6 separate regions of the Mus musculus genome follow, and all the other regions are linked to region 6. A link is a loop called in an ENCODE intact Hi-C map of the cell type or tissue named here. Cell type or tissue: left cerebral cortex. All regions are shown on one strand. Links, peaks and the distances in the headings refer to the core of each region. The heading gives the core; the rest is flanking DNA.

What was found. Peaks named below come from ENCODE experiments on the same cell type or tissue, not always from the same donor. Only the 100,000 strongest peaks of a DNase experiment are listed, where the experiment ranks them.
Region 1: it touches region 6 in a loop (3-fold over the local background); 6 of 42 quality-filtered maps call a loop at or near these places.
Region 2: a loop joins it to region 6, with 2.7 times the contacts of the local background. A loop is called at or near these places in 6 of 42 quality-filtered maps.
Region 3: it touches region 6 in a loop (5-fold over the local background); 4 of 42 quality-filtered maps call a loop at or near these places.
Region 4: it touches region 6 in a loop (3-fold over the local background); 6 of 42 quality-filtered maps call a loop at or near these places.
Region 5: a loop joins it to region 6, with 2.0 times the contacts of the local background. A loop is called at or near these places in 26 of 42 quality-filtered maps.

What each region holds. Positions count from the first base shown.
Region 1 is chr15:74,534,124-74,538,123 of GRCm38, forward strand. All of the region lies in intron 2 of Adgrb1 (adhesion G protein-coupled receptor B1), which reads left to right. Among named protein-coding and RNA genes, the nearest start is that of Adgrb1, 20 kb to the left of the region's middle. In left cerebral cortex, for the core only: CTCF peaks have their summits at 1,609 (motif pointing left), 1,814 and 3,399 (motif pointing left); DNase peaks (open chromatin) are centred at 1,671, 2,621 and 3,370; H3K4me3 peaks cover 429 bases; H3K27ac peaks cover 3,938 bases.
Region 2 is chr15:73,578,128-73,583,545 of GRCm38, forward strand. It overlaps Slc45a4 (solute carrier family 45, member 4), which reads right to left. Exons shown (of 8, transcript NM_001033219.4): 8 at 1-4,003. The coding sequence ends at 3,638. Among named protein-coding and RNA genes, the nearest start is that of Slc45a4, 44 kb to the right of the region's middle. In left cerebral cortex, for the core only: a CTCF peak has its summit at 3,190; a DNase peak (open chromatin) is centred at 3,206.
Region 3 is chr15:73,423,869-73,429,286 of GRCm38, forward strand. It overlaps the pseudogene Gm10362. Among named protein-coding and RNA genes, the nearest start is that of Ptk2, 3.4 kb to the left of the region's middle. In left cerebral cortex, for the core only: no CTCF peak of the experiment used is centred there; a DNase peak (open chromatin) is centred at 2,160; H3K4me3 peaks cover 953 bases; H3K27ac peaks cover 2,386 bases.
Region 4 is chr15:74,540,354-74,544,353 of GRCm38, forward strand. It overlaps Adgrb1 (adhesion G protein-coupled receptor B1), which reads left to right. Exons shown (of 31, transcript NM_174991.3): 6 at 43-207; 7 at 465-638; 8 at 1,177-1,341; 9 at 1,436-1,537; 10 at 2,903-3,009; 11 at 3,155-3,349; 12 at 3,924-3,992. Among named protein-coding and RNA genes, the nearest start is that of Adgrb1, 26 kb to the left of the region's middle. In left cerebral cortex, for the core only: no CTCF peak of the experiment used is centred there; no DNase peak of the experiment used is centred there.
Region 5 is chr15:73,784,672-73,790,089 of GRCm38, forward strand. It overlaps Mroh5 (maestro heat-like repeat family member 5), which reads right to left. Exons shown (of 11, transcript NM_001368162.1): 9 at 5,299-5,418; 10 at 4,548-4,627; 11 at 2,265-3,362. The coding sequence ends at 3,035. Among named protein-coding and RNA genes, the nearest start is that of Ndufb4c, 23 kb to the right of the region's middle. In left cerebral cortex, for the core only: a CTCF peak has its summit at 2,640 (motif pointing left); a DNase peak (open chromatin) is centred at 2,626.
Region 6 is chr15:73,718,267-73,723,684 of GRCm38, forward strand. It overlaps a transcript of Ptp4a3 not described here. Among named protein-coding and RNA genes, the nearest start is that of Gpr20, 13 kb to the left of the region's middle. In left cerebral cortex, for the core only: a CTCF peak has its summit at 2,681 (motif pointing right); DNase peaks (open chromatin) are centred at 2,679, 3,364 and 3,638; H3K27ac peaks cover 353 bases.

The DNA of each region.
Region 1 (4,000 bases), core at 1-4,000, 820 kb after region 6:
GTTCTTGCGTGTCACTGTGTGTCATCGTGTGCTGCTGTGAGTGTGGCCCATGAGCCCTTGTATATCTCTCTGAGTTTGTCCCTGTGAGTGAGTGTGTCCTGTGCCTCCCATGTGTTCCCATGACTGTGTTCCTGTGTTTCCCTGTGAGTATCCTTGGATGTATATGTTCATGTGAGTGTATTCCTGTGAGTGTTATTGTGGGTGTGCATTCCAGCATATATTTGAGCCCTAGTGTGTATGCATTGCTAAATGTGTCTGTGTGCACTTGCCTGAGGTGGAAGGCTGGGTTGAGTCTCCTGGTTGAGTCAGGGTGTGCACATATGCTACACCGTCCTAGGAACCCTGGAATGCCCAGGGGCTCATGACTTCCTAAAGACTAAAGCAGATCCCCTCACTGTGCCTGCAGCCCTGGTTCTCCTTGGCCAGGGATTCCCCCAAATTCTATGCATCTCTGTCCCTCAAGACACCCAAGAGGAGGTGAGGCAGTGTGTAGCAGTAGAGGCTGAGCCTAGGGGGAGCCTCTAGGTGTGGTTTGGGCTTCATTGGAGTTTGTAGGGGTGACGAGGGTAATAGAGAGGTACCATGGTCCACTATGAAGATTCTGTTGCCATCTTGGCTCTGTGTGTGTGTGTGTTCGTGTGCACATGCACACACACACATTTTAGAAAAATATAGAAAGCAGGCTTAAGTGCACATCATAGACAACTCTCCTAGAAGGAAAGAACAGGATAGGGTCCTGTGGAAATGCTGGATGTGGTGAGTACCATCACCCACAGGGAAATTCCCATGTGCCTTAGCTCATACTGTGTCACCTGTCTCAGCTCTGTCCCAGAACTGCACCTGCTTGGACAGGAGCAAGAAGTCCTTGTGACCTGAACTTGGGTCATGCCTCCCACGATGATGGGAGGAAGGTCAGCAGCCTCTGCCACCCACTCTGCTAACTGAGAGGACAGAGGCCACTTGTCTAAGGTCTCCAGCATAGACTAAATGTTTTGAGCCTTTAAATAGGCCCCATCTCAGGACAGGGAACACCCAGCAACAGGAATTTCCTACAGATGTGGCTTGCTTGCTCATCTAGTGCCTTGTTTCCCACCCCTGAGAATTGGGGTTGGGACAGTACTCGTTTGTAGAGTTTGCCTAAGGGGGCTGTGTGGCTATGGGGGATCAGGGAGGCCAGGGCTGCACAGTCGACAGTAGACTTGGTAACTGCTCTCTCCATCTACCCTGGGATCTGAGTGCTGTTCCCTGCCAACCCTGACAGTTGCTGGCAGCTTGCAGCTGGCTGAATCAGGATCTGCCCAGTGAAGGGCTGCAGGGACAGGTTCCTCCGCAGCCCCTGCTTGTACCCTTAGTGTCTCCCTTGTTCCTGGTCCAGGAGCTCCAGACTCAGCTGTTGGGACCAGTGTCTAAGTACTTTGTGACAGTCCTGCTCCAGCTGGGTCCTGGGGGGTGGGGGTAGGGGTGGGGGCAGGGGTCTTGCTAGCCCTCTGGGCCAGGACTGTCCCTGGATCTGCCATGAGTGTCTGGTGAGCCAAGTGGCAATGTGCAGGAAAGCTCTGCTGTTCGACCTGCTGGAGTAGGGATCCCTCTGCTGGACGAAGTTGGAAGTGCATGATTCCCCTCCTCCAAAGGGGATCCCAGGAACTGGGGAGAGACTGGCTGGGGGAGGAGGGATCTCTTTTCTTCTCCCCATTTCGGCCCACTTGGGGTGCAGGATCAGGGGAACCCACCACCTTCAAGCCAGGGCATTAGGGTGGGAAGAGTACCAGAGCCTCTTCAGTACACACCCTCCCTCCTGGGTGGCCGGCCTGCCTGGCCGATAATTGGCTCTATTCATGCCTGTAATGAGATGGAAATGAGGCCGCCAGACAGAGGAAGCATTGAGCTAGGAAGAATGACAGCTTCTTTCCGGGCCTGGAGGGGCAGCCCACCCCTGAGCCCTGCCTGCTCCTTCACTGCCCCCTTGTGCCCACCCAGCCCAGACGCACCTCTGTGTCCCCTTGTGCCCTTCACTGGCCCCGGGGCTTCTTCCTTCCTAAAGCTCCCTCTGGCATGGATGCTTTCAGTCTGGGCCAACATTTATCATGTCAGCTGTGTGTGAGGACACACATTAAAAATGAAAATGATAATAAAAACAGCAGTTACCATTTTCTGAACATTCATTAGTGGAAGGAGTGTGGGCCACGTTGGGGAATCAGTCTGTGGCTGAGATCAGGGCCCAGTATGTAATGGAGGATCCGGGATCCTCTGCCTAGCATCCAAGGATCAGGGACAAGTGTACAGGGCCAGATGCTGGTTTGTGACCAGGGCGAAGAATCAGTAAATGTCTAGGATCAGGGTTTAGTATACAACCACAGCCAGGACTCAGTGTATGACCTGGAGCAGGGTTTAGTGAGACCAGAGTCAGGGCTGGGCCAGAGGAGGGCATCTATCCTCAGTCACAGGGTCCCCTCTCCCCCAGCTTCTGATATGCCCCACCTCTTCTCTCCCCTCCCCCTCCCACATCCTCACCACCTGGGTCACCAAGGTAACCAGCCCCGAAATAGTGGGTGTTTTGGCAGCTGAGGCCTAACCTGGGTCTATCCTGAAAGGCTGTGTGCTGCAGTAGTTGCCATGGGAACTGAGTGGCATCCTCCGATTAGCCCAGCTTGGACACCCTCTCTCCCACCCACTGCCAGTTTTCACATCACTCAGGCTTCCTTGTGGGGGCTGGGCTGGAGCAGTGAGGGGGCACACGCAGGATACAGAACCCTGACCCCACCCTGGGCCTGCCTCAGAGACTCCTGGCTCCTTTGTCTGGAAGCGCGCAGTGGGAATATGGCTGCAGCAGGTGAGACTCCTGAGGCTAGAATGCTGAACCATGGTTGGTCCTGGCAGGTGGCCTTCCTGGGCTGGCGGGTGGGGCTGAGATCAGGAATCAGATTTGGTTCAAGACCCAGAGTCTGACCTGGTTGAGCTGTTCCTGCTTGTCCTGAGCTAAAGCATGTGACCAGCGGCCTCATAGCGGCCACCTGGGCCTGTCCTGTGAACAGCTGCTGTCCTGTCTTTCCTATTATGCATGTGAGGCTGTGCTGGAGACTTTCTGCCTGCTGCTCTCAACTTTGTCTTGGTGGGGGTATCATGGTGTATCTTTTCCTGTACCCTAGTTGTGCCCTTGACCCCATCCCTGGGACCTTCGGGTGAAGGTGAAGATGGTATTGATGATATAGCTACTACTCAGATCTTGCAACCCTGACTCCCTAGCTTGGCACCTTGGCAGAACTGGAGGTTTGGGGGCTCTGCAAGAGGCATAGGAACCTGGAAGGTGGCCCTCCGAGTCCTACCCATCTCAGAAGAGTGAGCGCTCACTCACTAGAGGGCCAGTCACTCACTGGTATCCCAGCGCCCCCTGCTGGTCCATCTGAGCACAAGCAAGGGACGCTGGGCCAGCTCTAGCGGTGGTCTTTTCCAAACCCTCTCTTTTGGGCTCTTTGGGCAGATGATAAGGCCCAGGGAGATGACCATGATCCATGGGGCCATCAGGCAGGTTCGTGCACATTCTGGAACCCACCATCTCTAAGTTCTCAGCTCAGACAGGGCCTCTTTCTACCATCGTGCCAACCAGGTTGGCAGCTCAGAGTGGCCTAGACCTGCTTTGCCCAGTAGGTGGGCGGATCTGTAGTCTAAGGGAGGTTCCAGGCTACCAGTAATGGGAGTGGCTGTTCCATACCCTGGCTCTGAAGTGAAGATGTGGAGACCTTGGCAGTGACCTCAACTGAATAGGAATGCCAAGGAACAATCTCGGGGGTTTGAAGACAACAACCTCAGGGGTTTGACCGCCCATGGAAAGGCTGGATTCAGGTGTTTCTGAATGGTGGCACACATCTGTCACCAGTCCTCACACTAAGAGGCAGCATGGGGTGAGCAGGAAGTGACTATTTACTCAAAAAGTCAGCCTGGGACCACGGTAGATACTTATCCCAGACCTACCTATGACCTCCTGGCTCAGGGCAGACAGCAA
Region 2 (5,418 bases), core at 886-4,885, 140 kb before region 6:
AGCCTGTTTCTGGTGACAGCCATTGGAGGAGGACCCACCGGTGGCTTCACCGGCACAATCCAGGTGTTGGTTGGTGGCTGAAGGCAGAGGTTCAGGGGGAAGTGGCACAGCTAGGGGGCCATGGCGTTTGGTGCATGTGAGGTTGATGAGCGTCCGGTTTCAGTAGATGTTTTAGGATACTGACCTGTAGCACACATAGCCATGGTTGCTGCTCCCGCACAGACCACCGGCCACAGACAAAGGAAGCCATTAACCCCATGGGTTGCAGAAGCCAGTGGTACCAGGGAGATAAGGCAGCCAGGCTGCAGCTGATGGGAGGGGTCACCACACCTTCTATGACATCTGGGCCACTCCAGGAGGCTACTATCCAGATCCTGCTCTGTCACTCCCAACTTTGTCCAAACCGTCCCTCACAGGGCCCTGAGGATCTCAAGGATGGGAGTCTGAGGGCTGTGCACCTGTCGGTGTGAATATTCCAGCTGAGACCTCAGGCTAAGAACAGATAATGTCTCATAGCTAGCTTTCCAGATACCAGGAAGTGCCACCATGCCATTCTGCCCCCAGGCTGTGGACCACTTAACGGCTTGTACTCTCTTGCAGGCAAACTTTAAAAAATGTTTTGACTTTCACGGGAAAGAGAAGCGGGCTCCCTTCCGTTAGTAACCTGCGTGCAATTCTGTGGCCTGGGACCAGTGGAATTCCTGCTAATCCCCTACCACACAGGTGCTTTTCACGGCTAAATCCCAAGGTATTACAAAGCTAACTCCTCCGTTTGCATCCTCAGCACTGGCCACAAATGGGCATCTGCTTGACCCTTCCAGTCCCCTGGGTCCACGGAACCCAACCACCTTTCCTCTCGAGATCATAGGCCACGGAAGAGCTACTCAGGTGCACTCTCTGGGATGGATCCCAGTGCCCGTGAGTGCTGGGTCTGCAAGTCCAAGTCAGGAAACAGAAGTACCTGGTCTGGTCTGAGCAATACAAGCTTTGGCATCACCCACTGCAAAGCCAGCCCTCCTCCCTTGGCTTCTTTAACACAGAAGCAGTGGCCCTGATAGTTGTCCATTGGTGGCATCTCAGTGAGGGAAGGGCTAGGCAAAAGGGCCTGGCTACTTGTGTACCCTGGATGAGACAACATCCACCTCAAGGCCCATGGTTCACTATATTTATCTGCAAGGAAGCCCAGAAATCAACTCTATTATCACCCTTGGGTCTCAACCCAAGGGCCCTCACACTGGCCAGACCCACAGACAGAGGCCTTTGGATGCAAACATCTAACAGGCTCAGGTCTTAAAAAGTACCAGATGTGCAGCCTGATCTGACAGCAACAAACAGGCATGCCTCTGGCTCACTGTTCTTACTGGTTGTCAGCATTTTACTGGTGGCTTTGCCAAGACCTGTGCCATAAACACTGTCCTTGTGGTACTTCAGATTATGGTAAGTGGAAGCCATGGCATTTTAAGGTCTGGACCACTGTTTGGGGCGATCCTATTATCTCTTGCTCCTATGGGTGTGGTCTCTGCTAGACCCCAACCCCCCTGTCAGTTATTCAGCTTCAGTGGGGAAGGTCTGCAGAAGCCTTTGGGTGGGGTGTTGTGAGCAGCGTGTGACTAGGACCTCACACTCATTTTGATGGTTCCAGGTTTTCCCCACTTAAGTGTCCTATGCGTCCTTGCCTCCCTCTGTCCTCCTATGGCAACGTGGAAAAGCAGGGTGCCTAAAAACAAGAGGCTGTAGTCCTTTGTTTCAGGAATGAGGGAATACCATCTTAAAACTATGTTGCACAAGAGTGACCTGCTAAGGATGCTGGTTGGAGGGAGGAGCCCAGAAGTGCCTGCTTCCCCAAAGAGACAGAGCACCCCGCTGATGGGGCTGAGCTGGCTGGGGGCTTAGCACTGGGACTGTGTTTGGGAGTCCAACTTCCCCTACCCAAGAAAGAGACCTGCAATTCCATTCTCAACGGGGAACACAGAAAACACTGGAAGGTGGAGACAGTTCTCTGCAGGCATAGGCTCGAGGGAAGACCCAGGCAAGGGGAAGGTACCCTTGTATCCTGAGCTTGCCTCTGCTTCCCAGATATAAAACACTAAAGACGACAAAGTGCCACCTGTGTGGGGAATGTGGCAAGAGAGCCCAGGCCAAGGACATAAACACAGCGTTCCTTTGAAGACACAGAAAATTCAAGTAATTTATTTAAAAACTGCTTACTTTCATCTTGAAATATATATGTATATATATTTGCTTTAGAATGCTCATATTGCAGCATGATTCTCATGCACTTTAAAGTACTTTATGTAAAAACACCAACCGAGGCAACAAGAGCACGGCTCTGACTTCATCTGGGTACCATCCAGGGAGGTTCTCCCTCTCCTGAGTGCAGACCGAGAGACTGGAGTTGTTAAACAGAGACGTCGTTGGAAAGTCTTTACCCACAGCCGCACTTGCTGAGCCTGCTTCCCTGAAGCCCAAGTTCTGCTCGTGTGCAGAAAGCGGACACTGCACGGATCTTGGGTCAGCAGCCCGCCTGCTCAGGCAGGATCTTGGGTCAGCAGCCTGCTCAGGCGGATGCTTGCTGTTCTTTGCCTTCATCCCACTCCAGTGACCATCAGCAGAAGCAGGTGATGAGCTTGCAAGACTTCAGTTAGGTTCCAGCGAGGATCAATGTCAGCAATGTGGTAGGAGGTAGGCTCGGCCCCTTCCCGCGCCCTGCTCTGATGCCACTGTCTCCCACTCTCGAGGTAGCCGTGCAGCAGGACTCGGGAGCCGATGCTCACCTGGAGGAGCTCTGTGCCTGATTTCCAGCCAAACGTGTAGAGACAAGCTGAAGTGTCCCACGGAGCCAACAACTGCCCTGTGGTGGCTTCTGGGGAAGAGCACGAGGGTAGGGACTGGACAGACAAACTTGCACACAAGCACGCAGGAGGCACACTGAGAGTTCACATTCAGCCCTACTGGTTGGTGCTGTCCCTGGGTGGGATGTCTGGAGGCTGCCCTGGGGAATGGCTGCCTTCTGCTCAAACACCTCTGGGACCTTTCCCCAGCTTTGGTGTGTGGTCTCAGCTGTGCACAGGATTGCGAGCCTAACTCGCCAGAGATGATGTTCTTCTAAGAAAACCACAGTTGTGAAAAAGAAAATACTGTTTCTAAAATAAACAGAAAAATACTCTGAGGCGCTGCAATACCAGACTGATGCTGAAGGTGTCTCCAACAGACACCTGCTGGGCAATCTGGAAACTACGCTGCTGTCTGCTGCCTTCAGATGATATCTGCCAAGGGAGTCAGTTTCTGCACTTCCAATTACTGGTTTAGAAATGCAGACCCTTATGTTTTCTAAATTGCTTATTGACTATGCTGTGAATATTTCACAATTTAAAACATGCAGAATGATATACCTGCAGAATAAAAGACAGCTGAAATTAAGTTCTTTTTCAATAAAAAAAGATTTCAAATGATTTTTTTTTAATCGTGGGAAAGGTAAATTAGTGTGATATTTTTGTCTAATAGCTCAAACCTACCCTACACCTAACACCTACTGAACTTGGACTGTGCTCTGGGAAGGAACTCCAGCTCGCATGGTATGGGCAAGCCTAGCCCCCAGTGCGCCCTGCCCTCCAGTGTGGAATGTACCAGCGGGGGCTCACACCATGGACTCCGTCTCCACCAGCCCCCGAAGGCCCCCTTTCCGAGACAGCTTCAGTACAGTGGGCTTCTCACTGCCCGCTCCACCCTCGCCTTCGCCAGCGGGCCCTGAGGACAGGCCTTTCTGTTCCTCCTTAGGTTCCTCTGACACCTCAGGGTAGATGACCAGGAATGTGGCTGTCAAGAAGCCCAGGAAAGAGCCTACAGAGGCCACTATGGGGATGACAACGATACTATTCACAGCGTCGACCACGCCCCCAAGGGCAGATGCAACCAGGATCTGGGAGATGTAGACCTGACAGGAGAGGATGGCGCAGTCAATGCCAAATCCACGCTTGGAATTCCCCGGACTGTGGTGGACATACTGCAAGGGAAGGGACACAGGTGTGAGGGCACAGAGAAGGCGGTCTTCATTAGTACCTCAAGGCTATGCGCACTGACTGCACTGAGGGAGAAGACACACTCTCCTAAGCTAGGCAGCTAGCAACTGGATTCCCCAGAGCCCAGCCTGGCACTGGGCATTAAAAAGAGAGGTAGAACATTATGGCTCATAGCGGGAAACACAGAAGTAGTTCTACAACCTAATCAGGACCTTATTCCCCAGAAAACTACCTCCAGTCCTAAGAAAGAGAGGCAGGGCAGACATAGGGGTGCCCCCCCTTACTCTGAAGATCTCCTTGGAGAGCAGGGAGCTCTTCACTCACATGCATGTGGGCTCAGGTGACAGAGCAGGGAACACCAACCAGGCAGTTCTATTTGTTCATGTTTCTTGAACAACATGAACATGTGCATGCCTGGCACAACATGGCTATACTCACCCCCAAGTCTCCAAAGGAGACTTTGTCCTAGAGATATGAAGGCCAATCTACCCAGAAGATGGAAACCACAATCAGATTTTAGACTTGTGTACACCATAGTCAGAGGGAGATTTTAAAGACACCTTGCAGACACCAGAAAGAACAGAAGAAAAGCCCGCCTTACTCAACCGACAGAGGCCACAGGGCGCACCACCCATTTCACCATATATGGGACATGCTGGGCCACAGATGGTATAATCAATCAATTTAAGGGCTGAAATCACATATGTATGCTTTCTCTAATTTTAATTATTAGAAACCAATCTACTACTACTATCATTAAAACTCCAAAATGTCAAAAATTCACCATCATACTGAATAATCATGCTGAATTCAAATCATGGGTTCAGAATAGAAATCAAGACAAAAAAATCTGTGTACATAGGGAGACAGATGTCAGCACAGGTGTCTGTCTTCCTCTGCCACTCCTCACCCTGTTCTCTGAATAGGGTCTCTCACTCAGAAGAGGGTGGTCTAGGCTACGAGCCCCAGGGGCTGTCTTTGCTCCCTGGCACTGGGGTTATAATTATGGGCGCATGCTACTATACCCCAGGTCTTACCTGGGTCCAGGGTATCTAAACTCAGAGCCTCATGCTTGGATACTACCTTTATCTACTAAGCTATTTCCCCTAGACCTTAGGAAAATCTCTGAAAAAAGATTTTTTAAAAAGTAATACAGTATCTGGGTGTGGCTATCCGTATTATGGATCTCAGCACTCAAGAAGCAGAGGCAGGGGGACTCTGTAAATCCCAGGCCAGCCCAAAGATACTAGTGAGACCCTGCCTCTGAAGGAAAAAAAGAAAAGCTGTATATTGAAACCTCTAGGTGTACATGACAGCTCATGTCTGTAATCTTAGCACTCACTAGATAGAGACAATAAGGTTTCTGGGAGTCCAGGCTGAGCTCATAGGAATTCTTGAC
Region 3 (5,418 bases), core at 551-4,550, 290 kb before region 6:
GAAGTGGTGACTGATTTGTGATCTCTGAAAAAAAAAAAGGAAAAAAATCACTGGCATCCTTGCGGTAGGAAATGAAACCAGAAGCGGGGAACTTTCATTTTTAATGGTGTCATTTTGATCTTCGACCACAAGCCAACGAGCAAGCAGGACAGGCAGTGAAAGGTGAACACAGAACCACCAACCACTACATACCTGGGAGCTGTAATTTACTCAGGTATAATAAAACGCTTTGAGTTGTCGAGATTTTGCCATATTTTAGTGTTTCTTTTTTATTGTTTTTTTTAATGAAGTGTATTAAACTTGGATTTGAACTAGTAGTGGTGGTTATGTTTGGGGGTTTTTTTTTCTCTCCCAGATTTATTTATTTTATTGTACTTGTGTGTTTTCCTTGAATGTATATATGGGTATCACACACATGCCTGGTGCACGTGGAGGTCAGAAGAGGGTATTGGATCTCTTCTGAAATTAGAGATAGTCGTGAGCCAGCCACCATGTTGGTGTGGGAATAGAATCTAGGACCTTTCCAAAGACAAGTGCTCTTAACCACTGAGGGATCCCTCTAGCTCTAGTTTTATTTTGTTTCGTTCTTGTTTGTTTGTTTGTTTGTTTGAGATATAGTTTCATGTAGCCCAGGCTGTACTAAAACTTTCTGTGTAGCTGAGGATAGCCTTGAACTCCAGCTCTTTCTACTTCCATCTTCTGGTGCTGGGATTACAGATTATGTCACAATAGCCAACCTATAGTGTTTTTCTGCACTTAAAATTAGAAGGGATTATGTCTCTGTGTCACCTCTAGCACTTTTTCTTCGGCCCCATGTTAGTTGTCACTTCGGTAATGTCAGCTGACTACTTTGAAACCCGAGCCACCCATTGCCCTGCTGAGTGTGCTCCCATCTAGGCTCCTTGCCTGCTTACCCTGTTGTCTCCAAACCTATTGTTCAGAACAGTTCAACACTGCTCTTGTCCGTCTCTCGATTGTCTCTGCTCTGGACTTCTAGATTCATAGAACAGGGACTTTGTTTTGTTCCCCAGGCAGTCCCTGGCACACAGTAAATATTTGTTGAGTGGGTGAATGAAGCTTTGCATGGTGTAAAATGAGAGATTATTATTTAAAGTATCAGAAGGATAGGGGGGAGGGGCTTGGAGTGGTGACACAAAAGGGGGTTTGCATCAAAAATGGCTTTGTGAGGAGAGGTAGCACTCTGCAGTGGACTGAAAAGGGTCACCGAGTCTTTGACAGGCCTCCCAACAGGAGGCAGAATCTGAGTTTTCACCCCTTGAATCTGCACAAGTCTCATACTTTGCTTTGATCACAGTGATACATCATAGGTGACATGGTGCTGATCACAGGATACCCAAAGCTGTTTCTTCTTAACCCTGACAAAAGAGTGAAAGTTGGCCTCCTAAGCAAGCCACATGGGACCCTAGCAGCAAGCTGCCAGCCTCTAGGCTTGTGAGCGAGGCTATGCTGAGCCACCCAGCTCCAGCCAAATGGTCAGTCAATAGCAGCCTCATGGGGCCTTCAAAGACCAGTAATGTCCAGCTGAATACAGTCCGCACCTCCAAATTGTGTCTTGTGTCTTAGTTACTTTGTCAAAACACCATGACCGCAGCCAGGCATTGGTGGCACATGCCTTTAATCCCAGCACTTGGGAGGCAGAAGCAGCCAGGTCTACAGAGTGAATTCCAGGACAGCCAAGGCTATACAGAGAATCCCTGTCTCAAAAAAAAAAAAAAAACCAAACAAACAAAAAAAAAGAAATAATATTGCCATGGGAAGCAAAGAGCTATTACAAAACAGCAGAGTGTCTGCTGTGTCAGTGTGGCTGACAGATGGGAGAGTAGTATCCAGAAGGCTGTCCTCATATATCCTATAATAGCCTCATAACCCTGCGGGTGACCACCTGTTATCGATATCCCCACTTCATGGATGTGAAAGCTGTGTCTCAGGATAAAAAGAATGAGTCAGGTAACAAGGCAAAAATTCAAGGCTGCTTCCTTCCAACCATATAGTCTCTGCGCCTGCTTTTCTCTCTCTGGGTAATCAGCCACACTCCAGCCACCCGCACTCTCGCTCCTAGAGCAGCCTACTGCACTCAAACCCCTTGCAAGAAAACAAAACAGCCAGCCCAACTTGGCTTCTCTCTTCCTGCACTACATCAGATGGGCCAGTACTTCCCTGGCGTGGGAAGTCTTCAGGAAGGGCTTCCTGTATTCCAACAGCGCAGCTGCACAATCCCCCAAGCAATTCCACTTGAAATGCCCATCCTCCCCCAACTGCCCAGAGCTTCCTCCTAGGAGAGCTCTCTCACAGTGAAGAAGCAGAAACGGACATTTAACAGTCAGGCGAGGCAGTGACACACACTCTGGAGACAGAAGCAGGTGGATCTCTGAGTTTGAGGCCAGCCTGATCTACACAGTGAGTTCCAGAACAGCGAGGGCTATTACACAGTAAAACTCTGTCTCAAGGGAGGACACTTAGATAGACACTGAGCAGCCTGCATTTTTGCCCAAAGATGCTGGAATGAGAGACAGTGAAAAACGAAGATCAGATGTTGGATCACAGTTTGGTCTAGCAATGACCTGTAGCAGGGGAGGATGGCCCTTATAGTGACAAACTAGGGAAAAGAGCAGGAAGCAAGGAGGACCTCAGCAGACCCGGATTGCAGCCCGACCATCCTCATGTGACAATCCAATGGCCCTGAACAAGCTGACCACCCTCTCTGCTTACTTTCTCCTCTTTAAAATGGGGAGGTTGGAGAAGGAGTCTGCCAGTGCAGGAGCTGGAGCTGGCAGCTTTGCGATGCTGCTGCAGCAGTTTGTAAGCTCTTTGTTTCCTTCCTTGCTTCACTAAGGACTGGCAGCCTGTCCAGGCCCAGCTGTGCTCCATGCATCTTACCATGGGCAGCACCACATCCTAAAGATTAAAACACAAGAGGTAGGACTGGGAAGATGCCTCAGTCAGAATGCTTGTCAGATGAGCTCAAGGACCTGCATTCGATCCCTTGTTATCCAAAAGCCGGGCAGGGCAATACCTACTTCTACTTCAAATGCTAGGAGGCATACACAGGGGACTTTCCTAGAGCTGGCTGACTGACCAGATCCAGATCAGTGAGACGCCCTGTTTCAAAACACAAGGTGGTCAGTGCTTCATGAATGACACCAGAGACTGATTTCTGGCCTCCATATGTATTTACACACACACACACACACACACACTTAGAATAAAAACCAAAGTTTGAGTATGTTCAATATGTACACATCAGAAAAGTTTTCCACCAGCCGGGCGTGGTGGCACACACATTTAGTCCCAGCACTTGGGAGGCAGAGGCAGGCAAATTTCTGAGTTCGAGGCCAGCCTGGTCTACAAAGTGAGTTCCAGGACAGCCAGGGCTACACAGAAAAACCCTGTCTCGAAAAACCAAAAAAAAAAAAAAAAAAAGGAAAGAAAGAAAGAAAAGTTTTCCACCAAAGGAGGGTACATTAAAGGCAATGTGATCAAGAGGATATTTTCTGGCCAGATGTGGTGATACACACCTTTAATCCCAGCACTCAGAAAGCAGAGGCTTGCCTGGTCTACATACTGAGACCCTGTCTCAAAAAGAGAAAGTTCATTTTCCTACGTTTATGAAATAAGGACTTGTATATCTTACAAATGTCTATTTAACAAAAAGCTAAGTAAAACTATGATGTATGAATATCAAAATTTTGTTAAATATGAATAAGGCTAGAGTTTTGTTTTGTTTTGTTTTTTGGTTTTTCAAGACAGGGTTTTTCTGTGTAGCCCTGGCTGTCCTGGAACTCACTTTGTAGACCAGGCTGGACTCAAACTCAGAAATCCTCCTGCCTCTGCCTCCCAAGTGCTGGGATTAAAGGCGTGTGCCACCACCGCCCGACTAGGCTGGAGTTTTCTTTGAGACAAGGTCTCAAACTTATAACCATCCTCCTGCCTCACCTTTCCAAGTACTGATGTTACAGCTCTAAGAAGTTCCTGTGGCTCCTTGCCATGCAGCTGATGCTTCCAGACTTGTCTGTATCTCACAGACAAGAGACAGAAGAGCTGGGTATTTCTAAGGACACCACCCAGCTTACCAGTGCCCTCCAGAGCTCACCTGGCTGCGACTTTTTTATAAGAATATGTCCAGTGTGTTTTTGCTTTTTGATGGACTATTTTTTTTATGTGTATGTATGTGTACACTGTAGCTGTTGTAAGCCTTCATGTGTTGTTGGGAATTGAATTTAGGACCCCTGCTCCACACCAGCCCAAAGATTTATTTATTTATTATTATAAATATGTACACTGTAGCTGTCTTCAGACACACCAGAACAGGGCCGTCAGGTTTCATGACAGATGGTTGTGAGCCACCATGCGGTTGCTGGGATTTGAACTCAGGACCTTTAGAAGAGCAGTCAGTGCTCTTACCCGCCGAGCCATCTCGCCAGCCCTATTTTTTTTTTAACTTTATCTGCCTTTATTTTATGCTGAATTTATTCCTGTGCCATGAGTTTTTGTTTCTTCAGTTTCTTCTGGGATATCTTTTTCTTCTGTGCAACCTCCTCTTCTGGCTTTGGAACGATCTGTTCCTTCTCAGTGAGGATCATCTCAATGTGGCAGGGGGAGCTCATGTATAGGTTAATCCGGCCATGAGCTCTGTAGGTTCGTCGGCGCATCTTAGGTGCCTTGTTCACCTGGATGTGTTCAATGACTAGAGAATCTACGTCTAAACCCTTAAGTTCAGCGTTACTCTCGGCATTTTTAAGCATGTGCAGCAAAAATTCAGCACTCTTTTTTGGCCACCGACCCTGTGTCCAGCCCCACTGTTTGGCCTGGGCGCACTTACCAACTCCACCATTATACCGCCAGAATGGCACACATTGCTTCTTTAAAGTGACATCCTTCAGATACTTGGTGGCTTTGCGGATATGCATTCCCTTGATGGCCTGGGCAGTTTCCCGGGTGTTCTTAAAGTGAACACGAAGGTTTGACCCTCTTGATTTGCATGATTTTGTGGGGTTTTCTGGGTCAAGAGAGTAGCGAACCATCTTGGCAGGTGACCGTAGAAGCCGAGCCTCGGACGTCCCCGTTCGGTCCGAGCCTCCCGCAGCTCCGCCGGTGGCCTGGCCCCGTCACCCATGCCCGCCCCCTCTCGCTGCTCCGCAGCCTGCACCTTGATGGACTATTGAGGAGTCCTGTTGGACATTTTCTATGGTAGTCCAGTAGTGACATTTGTCTGGTGTTCTTCCCATGAAAACACAGGTGTTATAGGCCAGTATGAAGAAGACTCCAAAGAAATTATCATTGTCACAACATACTGAGTATGTGCTGTTGACACAACATATGCCTGTTGATATCAAGTGTGGCTGCCTGGAAGTTGGTCAGGACTGTCACTCTCCCCGATGTCCAAACCTTATGCTTTGG
Region 4 (4,000 bases), core at 1-4,000, 820 kb after region 6:
TCTGCGCAAGGGGACCAATTGTGGCTTCCTATCTCTCCATAGTGCATGGAGCCTGGGATGAGTGGTCACCCTGGAGCCTCTGCTCCAGCACCTGTGGCCGTGGCTTCCGTGACCGCACTCGCACCTGCAGGCCCCCTCAGTTTGGAGGCAACCCCTGTGAGGGTCCTGAGAAGCAAACCAAGTTCTGCAACATTGCTCTGTGCCCTGGTAGGTGAGAGGGAGTGAGTGGCAGGGGGGGTGGGGTGGGAGATGGACCCAGCAGGCCACTTGCCGGTTGCGGGACCCAGCTTGATCCACCTCAGGTTCATCTCAGGGTGCTCAGAGGTTAAAACCTCAGACCACACTAGTCTGAGTAGTCCCAGGTGGGTTGTTGCATGGTGCCCCTGGGGTGTTCTTATGTGTCCCAGGCCAGGCCTTGGGGTTCTGGGTATTCACACCAGCTTCATGTTTCCTTCCTCCCCCGGGCCGGGCAGTGGATGGAAACTGGAACGAATGGTCCAGCTGGAGCACCTGCTCTGCCAGTTGCTCCCAAGGCCGCCAGCAGCGGACCCGAGAGTGCAATGGTCCTTCCTATGGAGGCGCTGAGTGCCAGGGCCACTGGGTGGAGACTCGAGACTGCTTCCTGCAGCAATGCCCAGGTCAGAATGCCCTCTCAGGGCTCAGGGGGACAAAGGGTGGGGCCCACTGGGGAGGTATAGCCGTTGGGGGTTGGTGTAGGGTGGAAATGGAGCTGGAGTTCAGGTGACGGTGTCAGGATGAAAGTACAGGGTGGTGAAGGTAGAGTTGGGGTTAAGGGTAGGTGGACAGGTCAGGGTGCAGGATAGGGCTTGGGGGTCAAAATACAGGACGAAAATGGGGGTTGGTTGCAGTTTAGAGTGGTGGGGGGGGTGAAGTGTTAAGCAGGTTCAGGATGGAGTCATGGAGTAAAGGTGACAGGGTTCAGCTGCACATGAGATCCGGCTTCTTTTCAGAGTCAAGCTGATTTCAAACCTCTCCCCCATTGATCTCAATTCTCTGTCTCCTCATGGCTCTTTGCCCAACACTCCTGTGCCTTTTGTCTCTGTCCCATCCCTATGTCTCTGTTTCTCTATATCTCCCTGACCCCACTTCCCTACTGATCCTGGGCCCTACCTGCCCTTCCTGCCATCTGTGCCCTGTGTTTGGCCACCCTTGCAGTGGATGGCAAATGGCAGGCCTGGGCCTCATGGGGCAGCTGCAGCGTCACATGTGGAGGTGGAAGCCAGCGACGGGAGCGTGTCTGCTCTGGGCCTTTCTTTGGGGGAGCAGCCTGCCAGGGGCCCCAGGACGAGTACCGACAGTGTGGCGCTCAACGATGTCCTGGTGAGACCTTTCCCACTGCATTCTGGCTCAGAAGGATCAGGAAGAACTGAGTATCACAGCCCCTCACCCCTGTCTACCTCATGGCCCCTTGCAGAGCCCCATGAGATTTGTGATGAGGACAACTTTGGGGCCGTGGTCTGGAAGGAGACCCCAGCTGGAGAGGTGGCTGCAGTCCGGTGTCCCCGCAATGCCACAGGTAAGAGTAGTTGTCTGAGAATTCCTTTCATCTTTGGACAGCTGTCCCCATAGGCCTTGTCTGATACCCAAAGCTCGTGTTGCTCCTGGCATCCAGGACATCATGCCAACTATTGTGTCCTGAGTCCATGCATAGCAGGGCACATACCAAGCCTTCTGCTCGAGAGGTCTCTTTGAGTATACACAGCTCTGTGATCCTTCTACCATTGCCCCTGAATAGCGGGAAGCAGGCAGAGAGCAATCAACATACCCTGGGTTTGCAGTCAGCAGGAGGGCCGTTGCCTTTGAACACCAGTAGTTATAATCCTATGTAAGCCCGGGGGCGGGGGGGGGGGGGTGTGACGGTACTTTCAGAGAATAAGAAAAACAGAATGGGCGCCATGGGAAAGGAGCCTGCCCAGCCTCATGCACTGGTCTTGAATGTCACTTTGATAGCATGTGGGTAGTTTCTGTACCTGGGAGGCCTCTGGGAGGGAGGTTGGGAGTCCAGGTCAAACCCCGACTCTGCTATCTTTCACTATATTACTTTGGGGAAGTGAGTTGGTTTCTCTGAGCTTCAGTTTTCTCCTCTATAGCATGAGGACTTGGGGTGAACCTTTGCATTGGGCTGCTTGCTGTGGGCAGTGGGTAAATTGGCCCAGAGGAACAGGGGAGGTGGTGGGTACTGAGTGTTGAGAACCATGCTTGCTGGCCCCATCCTTGGCTACACCTTCTTGCTGGCATATAGAAACAGAAGAAAGGCAACACTCATCCCTCACGGCGCCCTTCCCTGGCCTCTTTCTACATTCATGGTTACACCGTATTCTCCTCATTTCTGCATCAGGCCACCCTATGGTTCCTGTCTGGTAACAGGGCTTGAAACATCCCGTGTGGTTGTCTTCACGTATTTATATACTCTTCTGTCCCTGCTCAGAAGTCTTCTGGGGGCCCTTCTCTCTGAGAGTGGAGCTTTGTGTTTTGGGGTGTTGATTTATTTGGTACCAAGTGGCCCCTAAAGGCTGTGTCCAGGGCCAGGAAGCCACCTGAAGTTCTGTGAATGTGTCATGATATGGCCAGGGTCTAGAGGACAGCTGTCCCTAGGTCTCTAGATTGCAAGGGACTCCAAGAGTGGCTCTGGCTGACCCCAGAAGCCCCTGGTTGGCTGAGCATCCCACCCTCACACAGCAAGGTTCCTGAAGATAAGGTACTTGTTAGGCCCCCCAGGATCTGGAGTAGGGCTGAAGTTTGTGGCACACAGGAACAAAGCCAGCATGGCCTGTTTCTAGGTCCCTGGGGTCCCAAACAGAGCACTTCTGCCTGAGGGTTGTGGGTAGGATCCCCAGAGCTTCTTGGTGAGCAGTCATGTGAGGAAAGGAGGTTTCTCCAGGCCTCATCCTGCGCCGCTGTGAGCTGGACGAGGAGGGCATCGCCTTCTGGGAGCCGCCCACCTACATCCGCTGCGTCTCCATCGACTACCGGAACATCCAGATGATGGTGAGGTTGACCCCAGGGGGCTCCAGGAAACCATCCCCACTCTTTGGACACTCTTTGGATTGGGGGCTGTAGGAACCTCCATGCATTGGAGGTCCCTGGCCCTGACCTGGCTGTGACAGCATGAAGCTCTTTTCTACTTCCCCAGACCCGAGAACACCTGGCAAAGGCTCAGCGGGGGCTGCCAGGGGAGGGGGTCTCAGAGGTCATCCAGACACTGCTGGAGATCTCACAGGATGGCACCAGCTACAGCGGCGACCTGCTCTCCACCATTGATGTCCTGAGGAACATGACAGAGATTTTCCGCAGGGCTTACTACAGCCCCACGCCAGGGGATGTGCAGGTGGCTCGGGGTGGGGGAGGAAGGGACAGCTCCAGCAGGGGACACTTGGGGAACTGTCAAAGGAACCAACCTAGACCTCAGCCAGAGATTAAGTCCCCAATGCTGAGTGTGAACTGGGCTGTGACCACATACCATAATAATAAGCTTTAAACATGGTCACACACTGAATCCCGGCCTGGTCATAGGATGGTTTCTGTTCCAGGTCATGTACTGAGTCCTGATTCTGGTCACAAACTCTGACCTTAATGAAAGTCTGGGTCCTGTCCTTCGTCAAAGGTTAAGCCTTGACCCATGTCATACTGGCCGTAGATTAAATCAATCATGCTGGAATCTGCTCACACACTGAGCCCTGGCCTTGGTCATATATACACCCTCACTCTAATCGCATACCGAGCTTTGATCTGTTTCTGTCTACACTCTGTGCTCTAATCCTGGTCACTAACTGAGTCCTGATCTTGGTCATTGGTTGAGTAATGGTCCTAGTATAAACTGAGCCTTTACCCTAGCCATAGGCTCAACTGTGATCTTCCTCATGCACTGATATCTTGTTCCATTTCTCTGGTTCTAATTCCAGAACTTTGTCCAGATCATCAGCAACCTGCTGGCAGAAGAGAACCGGGACAAGTGGGAGGAGGCGCAGCTGGTATGTGT
Region 5 (5,418 bases), core at 832-4,831, 67 kb after region 6:
AGGTGAGGAGCTGGGGAGGTGAGGAGATGGGGAGGTGAGGAGCTGGGGAGGTGAGGAGCTGGGGAGGGGTGGAGCTGGGGAGGTGAGGAGCTGGGGAGGGGTGGAGCTGGGGAGGTGAGGAGCTGGGGAGGTGGTGCTTACACTTAGGCAGTGCTTATTGTTCAGGAATTTGAAGAGTGTTGTGCATCTGTGCACTGCCCGTTGTCGCTCATGAGTCTTCTCTGATGTTAGCCAAGTGTACAGATGCTGTAAGGTGGATGTGATCAGGGGCTTTGCCAGACCCCCAGAAATGGCCACCCCTGCCCACCCCTCAGAGCAAGGCTCTCTGGTGTTTCCCAAATGCAGGTTCAGCTTCTTCTGTTCCCTTGTCAGTCTCTGTCCCTAGAACCACCCTTTAGGGCTACCTTCTTCCTGTGCAGCAGGAAGCACTTAGCCTGCTGGGTGCCAGGTGGCCCTTTCTAGAACCTTCTGCCATGCGCATAAACAGGGCTGCACTTGCCTCTGGTATAAGGGGGAAAATGGTTTAGACAACTGCGTGCTGAGAGACTGAGTGGTCAGCTCATCTAGACACAGGGTATTTAAAGATAGAGTGGCCTAGGAATGGGTGCAGAAACCATTGTGACTTGCACTGGTAAAAGCCATTGCCACCTGGGCACATTCCTAAAGTGGCACACTACCTCGTCGCTTTTGGAGCTCTCCCTCCTGACTTCCACCTGTGCACACCAGGGCTTGGAGCTCCTGCTTCTTTTGACTTCTTGATGAAGCCCTGCCCCTGCTGGGCTGAGCCACACCATAACCCACTACCCTCCAGGCTCCAGTGGGCCAAGTTACCTCTACTCTGACCTACAGAGCTTGCTCCTGCTTCTCCCTGGCCCCAGGCTACTCTTGTGGGTCCTTCTCTTCTCAGGGATGGCTATGGTCTTCATTCAGGGCTCTTTAGTGAACTTCCATTGGTCCCGACCTCTGGCCTTGGTGGAGCTGGCCTGTCTTCTGGGCCGAGGCCCTCCTCCTAAGTTTTTACTAGCTGCTGAGTGGTCTCCCTCCCACAGACACCTTAGCAGGCAGATGAGGTGGTTTGTAGGACCCATGTCCTCGAGGGACACTGAGGCATGGGCACAGGTGGTAGGGGAATCCATTTCTTTAGCAGATCTCTTTCTGGCCAGGCTGATGGATGCTTCCCTGCCCACTCCAGATACTCCAAACCTCTAGACATGTGAAGCCTATTAGCCAGGTCTTGCTACCTGTGGAATGTCCTCTTTGGGACTCTTGGGCCAGAGCTGGGTACCCCTGCCCTGTCCCCAGCTGCCGGAAGCCCTCACCGACAGCAGGATGTGGAGTTCATTGGCTGTGGGGTTCTGCATCATGAAACACTGCAACATGTGGTCCAGGGCCTCCATGGTCTGGTAGTACAGTCTCTGCATAAGAGAGGAGGTCAGCCAGCTCCTGTGGGGATGACGCCCCAACACTGCTGCAGTACCCAGGGGCACCCACTCTCCGCATGTGTTCAGGCTGGGTTCCTACAACTGACAGAGCTCATTACTCTGTTTGCCAAGAGGGCTTGCCACACAGGTATGGATACCGGTTAGAAAAGCCTTGGGAACCCACCCATGCCTTCAGGACAATTCAGTCCCAGCAGTGCTGGCTCCATAGACACGTAGACATGTGACCAGGGCTGTCTTGCCCCAGGATCCCAGGGTTAAAGGGATGTTATTACTGAAGTAATTTTTCCTCCTGAAGCTCTTAGCAAATTTTAATTTTATTGTTTATTTAGCATGCGTGTAAGCGTGCATATGTGTGCATGCATGCATGCAGGCAGGCAGCAGCATGTGTGTGGAAACCAGAGGGCAACTTTCAGCAGTTTGTTCTTTCTTACTATGGATTATGGGATCAAACTCAGGCCATAGAAGTTGAGTGACTTCTATGTAGTAGTCATCCCCACTGGTCCTCTTAAAAGGTTTTAAAAAGGACCTGGATAAATACCTTTCCCTGGTCCTCAAAAGATATGGCTGATCGTTCACGTAAGGACCTTCAACAGTGTTTACCACTGGCACGTTCAGGGAAGGGTGGGGCGGTCACAGAAGTGCCCAGTCAGACTCTCATGAGTCCATTAGGAACTCTGGCCGTTTGCTATTTGGTGACCTGCGGAGATGGCTCCATTTCTTAGGTCAACGTTCCTGCACAGAGGTGACAGGCAGCCAGTCCCAAGTGATAGGACAGGAGACGTAATGAGTAGCATCAAACAGGAGACTGGGTCAATGCTATTAGTTCCCAATGTGGACACCAGTCCTTGGTTGTATTTTCTGCAGCATCAAGTAGTCTTCCAGTCACCAGTTGCTTTGTAAGATGTAGAGACAGAAACGACTCTATCACCACCTTTTCCCAAAGGGCCCACCTGTCCACACAGCTTCATGGCCATATAATACATGTAAGGCCCTTGGGTAGGGTTCAGATCTTGGCATCTCACTAGATTCTTTTCTTCTGAGCTGTGTACCCCTTGCTCCCAAGTAACTGTGGGAAGGGTACACAGACAGCCTGGTGGTGCCTTTGTTCCACAAAGTGGGGCTTACTTCACAAAACTGACCTGCCCTTTGCTACTGACATACCTGGTCGCGACTATGCCTGGCAATCTCATGCGCCCTCTGGTGGTAGCCATGAGACATGGCAGGTATCTTTTCTGCAAGGCTTGCTAGTATTGAAGGGGCTGGACCAGGTGAGACCTGAATAGTAGTGACCCAGGCAGGCAGGTAGGTGTGGTGAAACAGAGCCCACCTTCAGGGAAGGTGACTCCCTAAGCCACCTTAGTGTGGTAGGACAAGTTCCTGCAGTATCAGGGAACACATTCCTTTGAGAGAGCCATCTCCCCTCTTCTGTGAATTCCTTGGGTTGGTTGGCATGGGGCTTGGAGAGAGGGAAACACAGTGGTGACTTCTTTGCCTATGCTACATGGACCTTGTGTCAGCAAGGAGGCTATGTGTACCATTACATGTAGAGTTCCTGAGCAGGCGCACCCTAGGTAAGCTACCTGCCTTAGTAATCATGGCCCAAAGTGATCATGGACCGTGTCCCAGGGAGGCAAATGGAGACCCAGAGCCTTTAGGCAACTACCCAGGGCCTCCACTCTGCCTGCGGAGTGGCCAGCGTTGGCTCTCCATTCAGCCACACACAGTGGACTGAGCCTGATGTCCTGCCAGAGTCTCCCGGGCTTAAGTGCAGGCCGCACCTGGATGTTGATGTTGGGTGGTTCCGTGAGGAGGCAGGCCTGCTTCTCCAGGTCATCCAGCTGAGGCAGGGTAAAGATGCTGCGGAAGCAGGTGGAGAGGAGGCGGGGTTTCCTGTTCACATCCATGGGCGGCCTCAGCGCACTGTTGGGAGGGTAAAGGACCCTGAGGGCCTGGGATTGTGAAGGCCGAGTTCAGGGTTCAGGAGTCCCCTGTCGTCTGCTTCTGACAATGCAGCCTTTTGCTGCCTCTACTTCTGTCTTTTGTTTATTTTTTTGTCTATGTACATGGGTGTGTTGACTGCATGTACACACATGTGAAGATGTCGGATCCCCTGGAAAAGGAGTTACAGACAGTTGTGAGCTGCCATGTGGGTGCTGGAAATGGAACCTGGGTCCTCTGGAAGAGCAGCCAGTGCTCTTAACTGCTGAGTCATTTCTCCAGCCCCAGCCTTCCCAGTCTCCTACTCATGAACGCAAGCACACACTAGCTAAGGGCCTGCTGAGGTGCCATCCCTGTAGCAATGTACCTGCAGGGCTCACTGACTGACTGACTCATCCATGCAGGATTTCCTCAACAGTCGCCTTTCAGACATCCGCAGGCCATGCCCTGGACTCTAGCAGAGCACCAGGCTTATAGGAACAGTCTACGAAGCAATACCCTACCAACTGTCAATCAACTTCCTTCAGCCAGCGCTGGGGCTCCTACCATGAAGACGTTACACACAGTCTCCCTGTCTCGCTTCCTGCTTCCGTCTCTTTCAGCACTTTTCTCAGTCCCGTGTGGTGTATGTATCCCATCTCAGGGCCATGTTTGGAAAACAGAGGTGTTTGCTGCTGGCTTCCGGCTGTGTCCCCAGACACCATGCAGGGCCTAGCAGTGACTGTGCGGCAGGCAGATAGGAAGTGAAGGCTAGCACCTGGGAAATGCAGTCAGAGTGGATAGCCACCCAGCTCCACATGCCACCCTGCCAAAGGTCATGTGGATCGCCTGCTATGGTCTGTGAGTAGGCAGCTGTGAGCCCCCTGGTCTATAATCTCCTTCGTGGTCTGTGGATGGAGAGATAAACTGGGTCCTGCATCTCTGGCTCTCTAGATCCAGCTTCACTCCTTTTCCCTGGGGCTTGGCTGGATCTAGATGCTTGGCCTACTTGAGTATTGGTGAGGGGGGTTGTCTCTGTGGAGTGGCTGTGCTCAGACTAAATGCTCTCTGTGACCTGCAGTGGCTTAACTGCTCTGCCTTGCAGGGCCTTGATGCCTGACTTCCTTCTACCTTGTCCTGCTAGCAGCCTGGGCAGGGAGTTGGCAGTCATCACAGACTGCAACCTACCAGAGGCTGGAGACAATATGGATGGCCTGCTGGCGGATGCTGGTGACCAGTGTGTCTTGCGGCTCTTTCTCCATCAGTGTCTGTAAGTTCACGGGAGAAGGTGCAGAGGCTAGCAGACCCCACCTCTGACACCAAGTCTTATTACCACTCCATGCAACCTGGGTGATGCTGCTGCTTGTCTTTAGCCACCTTGCAGTGAGATCTGGTCCATCCTTATAGAGCCAGCGTGGTCTCTGGTGCAAGACAGGTCAGGTCTGAGCCCTGAATACTGAGTCCTAGCTGCCCGGCCCTGGACTAGCTCTAAGCTGCTCTGCCTCTTTCTTCCTTAGAAATCATTCCACTTTTCTGTTTGATCTCAGGCAGGGGACAGGACCCAACCTGTTTTGATCAATGGCCCTTTGCTCCTGACACTACTGCCCAGCTTCTTGTGCATTTCTCAATATCCCAAAGAATCTACATGGGTACCCAAAATCCGAAGTGATTGGTCTGGGACCCAAGCCAAGAAATTAAGCAGAATGGAGTGTGTCGGCCTTTCTGGGTCTCAATGGCACTGCCTGTACTGTGGCCATACCCGGTCTGCTCAGGGTTCCAGCAAGACCCAACTAACTCGGGGTATATGGAGTATTTCCTGTGTTTGCCCTTTCCCAGGTCTGAGGGAGGAGGCTCCCTGTATCTAAGAAAGCTGCTGGTCTGAGAGAGGAAGCTCTGCCTAGGAGGGCTGCTCTGAGGGGCAGGCTTCCTGTGCACATACCATCAGACACTCCAGGAGCTCACTAGTCTGGGAGAACTCGTAGCTGTGGGCACCTTCGTTCCGGCTGATGGCTCCCACCAGCATCGTGATAGCAGTAAGGAAGCTTTGCTTCAGGGTCTC
Region 6 (5,418 bases), core at 714-4,713:
CCCTTGAGATGGTCTCCACTTTCCTGCAAAGGGCATATTTATTCTTTGTCATGGCTGAATAAAGCCCCACTGTGTATAAACGCCACAGTTCTTTATCCATTCAGCTGCGACTCCGTTGTCAGAGCAGATTCCTTTGTGTACACGCCCAAGATATGGCATTTGTAGAAGGGCAAAACATACCCCAGGGAGGCAGTTGGCCTGTCTGAAGTCGCACGGCTGGGACCTAACACATGGAGGGTTTCCATGTGTGCACGGGCATGTACTGGTGTGCTCTTGGAGGGTTGAAGGACATGAGGCTTCTGAACCAAGGTGGAGAGGTGAGTGGGGAGGTGCAAGATTAGGGTGCCTCATCTTAGCCACTGATCCATGAGTCTTTAAGGACCCCCTCTGCAGACCCATTGAAGGAGCCTTGTGAGACCCCCTGACCCTCTCAATTAGCTGGTGGGGCATACTGAACCCTCCAGCTTCCATTTGGACAGACCTGACCCCACTGACCCTCAGAGCCCAGTGCAATCATCACTTGGGAAACATGAACCCCTCTCTCTCCAGCACTGACTCTTACACCCATTGAGGACTCAGTGTCCCTCCTAATGACCACCTGTGGACAGCATGGGAGGGTGGCACTGACACAGTATTCTGGTTTCAGTGGTTGGACAGGTGGTGGGCACCACTTGAGAACATGCCGTGCTTGTGGTATATAGAAGGCAAAAGAATGGGGTCTCTGGCTGACATCTGGGGTCCTGACACCTAAGAGCTTCAGATGGGGTCCTGGCCCCTGAGGGTGGGGTGCAGGGATGTGGCTGGCCAGCTCCCTCATGCTCGCCAGCAGCTAAGACTGTCCTGGGGGAGAGTTCTAGTGATAACGGAAAATGGAGATCCCCTCTTAGGGCTCTTAGTGGCATTCATAAAATAATGTAAGAAAAACTCAAATGGAAGCTTGAGGATAATTTTATTAGAGATGAAGCAAAACGAAACAGCCGGGCGATGGAGGTCACACCTTTAATCCCAGCACTTGGGAGATGGAGACAGGTGGATCTCTGTGAGTTCAGGGCCAGCCTGGTCTACAGAGCGAGTTCTAGGACAGATAGAGATACAGCTAGGATAAAACTCTGCCTTGAAAAGCCACCAAAAGCAGCCAACCAAACAACCAAAAACTCTTCACCACCACCACCACCACCACCACCACCAAACAGGACAGGCAAATTGTGAATCTTGGCAGCTACTCAGAGCAGGAAATGGAGGAAAAGCCAATTAGAACCCCACAGAGGTCAGGCACACAGTGAACAAGCATGTAGGAGAGGGGATCTTTAGATAAAGGGAAGAGAGCCCATGATGTTGGGGAAGCTCAGAGTGTTACAAAAGCATGCTTAGAGAGGAGCTAGAAGGAAAGGGAAAGCCATGAATTGTGGCAGACTTACAAAGCCTCATGGTTGTGGTCTGGTGAGTTCTGCACTGGGGAGGGAATCCGGGGAAAGGAAAAGCACGTTATCTCACGAAATGAAGTTATTCTGTACATCTCTTTGGCACCGTCCAAAGTGAGCCTGCCTTCCTAGGGGTAGTCCCTCGGCCAGGTTAGTGTGTTGATCCCGCCCAATTGAAATGTTAGGTATCTACTCAGGCCAGAGATTCTATTCTCCTGACCAGGAGGTTTTTATTTCTAAAAATAAAAACCCAATATGGACTCCTCAGACTTTACTGGGCTCTGCTTTGTTCCTCTCTACTGCCTGCTCCAGGCTGGACCCTGGACTCCAGAGAGCTGTGTGGTGCCTTAGGATCCCCCATAAGAGGGTAGAGATTCTCTGAAACTTCAGTGCTCTCTTTTGGCTGTGCAGTATTCACAAGTCTTGGTAAAGCATCTTACTGCTTAGCCTTAGAGGACTGGGTAACAACCAGCCTGGAGCTATTCCGAGGGTTGGGTCTCAGTGCATACCTAGAGTGGTACATCCTATGGCCAGAGTGATCTGTGGCTGTACCTCCCTGCACCTTAGCTTTCTGTCCTGAGTGGGTGGTGGTAGAGACCCTGTGTTACCATATTGCCTCTCACTGTCCTCAAAGCCAGCCCACAAGACAGGTTACAAGTGACAATGAGGTAAGAACGCACCAGCGGTTCTCAACCTGTGGGTCATGACCCTTTCGTGGGGGTTGAATGACCTGTTCACAGAGGTGGCCGTGGAGCACTGGAAAACACAGATCTTTTTTTTTAAATTATAATTTATTATATGTTAGTATACAGTGTACAGCTGTACACTGTAGCTGTCTTCAGACACCCCAGAAGAGGGCGTCAGATCTCATTACGGCTGGTTGTGAGCCACCATGTGGTTGCTGGGATTTGAACTCAGAACCTTTGGAAGAGCAGTCAGTGCTCTTAACCTCTGAGCCATGTCTCCAACCTGAAAACACAGATCTTTACATTACGATTTAAACAGTAGCAAAATTACAGTTATGAAGTAGCAATGGAAAGAATTTTGTGGCTGGGGATCAACACAACATGAAGAACTGTATTAAAGGGTGGCAGCACTAGGAAGGCTGAGAACCACTGCCCTACACCCTTTCAGGGATCTTGAAGTCACAAGATTCTGAGTTAGAATCACTCCCTTGGAGGGCGAGGACTGAAGGGCAGGAAAGCCAAAGCCAGAATGGTCCACATGGTCGGCTCTAACCAGAACAACCACAAGGGGGCGCTAACGTGCCATGTCTCACACTAACACTGGCAGGCTGCAGCATGGTGGGCAGCTTGTGTCTTGGCATCTTCATGGGCAGGAGCCTCTCCTCAAAGGGTACTTCCAGATGCTGGAGCCACCAAAGACGGTGTCAGGTGTCAGAAGAGGCCAAGGGAGCAGGAGGTTGGGACACACCTGTCCCTTCCCCTCAAGGAGGCTCAATTGTTCCTTTAGGATGCCCCATTTTTTTTTTTTTCTGGATGCTCTGACCAGAGGGGACTCTCTGGGGACTCCCTGCTCTCTGCCTGCTGAGTGTCAGCCTCCTTCCTGAGAGGAGAGCCTGGACATCCAGGCACCCATTTTTACTTATCTGCTGTGTCTACTGACTGGCAGACACCAGGAATGGTCTACTCTGAAGCCTAGCCCCATATGCCTTCCTTGATGCTCCTAATTGCTGGACCTGAGGTATCTGAGTGGGCTGTCTGGCTTCCGTCTATACCCTGAACTGGGCAACCTGTTACAATGCTCAACAAACATGTCGGGGAGCCAGCAGGTTCTAAGCTTGCCAAGGGAGTTCCTTCTGCCCCTCTCTATGAAAGGATGCAAGCTCTGATGTCCCCTACCCCTTACTATTTCCTCTGGTAGCCTCAGAAGATCCATGTGCACAGTAGTTACCTCCACGCCACCCCATCTTGGGAAGGGAAGCATCTTGGTCTCACACAGGAGCCAGCCATGTTGCTGTAACACTTGTTCAGTCTCAGCCTGCATGGGCTCAGTGCTTCCTTTCCATGCCAGGATGACTGACAGACATCACCATTTCTTGACGCTTGATCATGCACAGGCATCCCCGCTTCTTGCCTATTCTCCACTTGACTTACAGAGAACATTGGTGTGGATGCTCATGCAGCCCAAGAGGGAATTTCCCAGAGGGCTTTGAGCCTGCATCTTGGAGGCTGATCCTAAGTCTAGCCAGCCACAGATGGTCCACTGCATCTCTGGCTGACTATCTCCGTATCGTGGGATCCCAAGCCAGAACTGGTCTGTTTGGCCACAGACCTGCAGCTAACAACAGTTTGGCTGTTTCAGGCTACTTGGATGTTGTTTAACTGCCATTGCGACTCATCGCGGCACAGCTAAGCCTCCGATAAATGAACCAGCACAGTGGCACAGTTACACAACAGGGGACCCAGGAACGAGCCATACTACCATGATCTCTACAGTTCTTCTTTTGTGCTGCCCCAGAGCCTTGCTTCCCTCCAGCTGTCTCTGCTTCTTGTCAGGGAACTGCTGCCCGCTTCAATCCCCTTCACAGCAGCAGGGCCTGTGATGGGGGAGTTGGCTTTAGTCGAGTCATCATGGGAGAGGAGGGACCCTAAGTGAGGAAGCCAATACAAGTGTGCTCCTGAGGTTTCCCTGGTTATAAAACTCCAGGGCACATTTTCCAGAGACAACAGGAGACCTGGGGATAGATACCCCAGGGTAGCAGGGTAAGATGCTGGGGTGTGTTTCTACTGCTGGCTTCCCTGCTCGTGGGAGCTGGCCTGAGGCCATTCCTTTTGTACTTCAGGGCTCCTACTATAAGAGGTAAGACTCTGTCCGTGAGGGGAAGGCTGTGTTCTCTAGAATGGCCACACCCACTGAGGTTAATTAGGACGGCTATGGGAGGTGGCTCAGAGCAGGTACCACATTGCACCTCATCCTATTTGAATCCTCTCTGGCCTTCTTTTTACCACAAGCTCTTTGTCTCTTTGCTCACGCCTATCCACAGGAAGGATCCTTATGGATTTACACTAGAAGAGTGTGTCTTGGGTTGGCAAAAGCAAGCAAGTATGGCGAGTGCTGTCTTGCTCCGTCTTCTCCATGGCCCTAGGATTAGAACTGTTAACCACCACTCTCTCTAGAGATGGGAAGACAAGTCAGGGGTTACATCATGCAGCCCAAGGAGGGGGGCTCAGAAGTCACTTCTGTGGCATTGGCCTTACAATTTCTCCAACCCCCCCCCCCCATCTGGATCCTGTGTCTAGCTCAGCATTTCCCCAGCCAGGGCCCCTCCTTTCTAACCTTGCTGACCTGGGGCCAGGCCTGGTGGCCGGAGGTAGTAGCTTCCTGGAAATCCACTTAGCATTGACCTCATTCCCTGTCCTCTGAGCTAATCTGCTGATCCTGCTGTCCCCGAGGGCAGGTAGCTCTGGGTCTTCCTGATCCAAATAGGTTTAGTGCAGAGGGCAGGATGCTTTCAGCGGGGCTATGTCTGTATCTGCGGCTTCTGGAAGGATGGCTCTGACTCAGTCTCTGCCTTCCCCTTGCCCAGCCCCCATCTCACCATCTCTCTTAGTGTAGACTAAGCCAGCCTAAGGTTCCCTTTACCACGGAAACCTCAGGATCTCCCCCCCCCCCCTGCCCCCGTTACATTCCCGCCAGTGCACCTTCTTTTCACTCTGTATCCCCCCGAACTTCTGTCAGGGACTCTGTAAAACAGGGCTACAGAGCTTCCTCCAAGGAAAGAGGTGAACTTTTGGGACTTTGGATTTGATCAAGTGCATGGTCCGGCATCTGCAAGTGTCTGAAGCATTGGCTGGAAACCTTCAGGTTTGTACCTTCTCCTGGCCTCTGGCTGCCAGGACCTGGGTGAGATGGAAATTCTAGGCTTCCAGAGACTGAGTGAAAGGCAAACCCCCTGTTCCCAGCGGAAACGCTGGAATAAAACTCCCAAGGCTTTAGGTAAAAGAGAAAGGAAAGGTTAGAGAAGGAGGAGGGT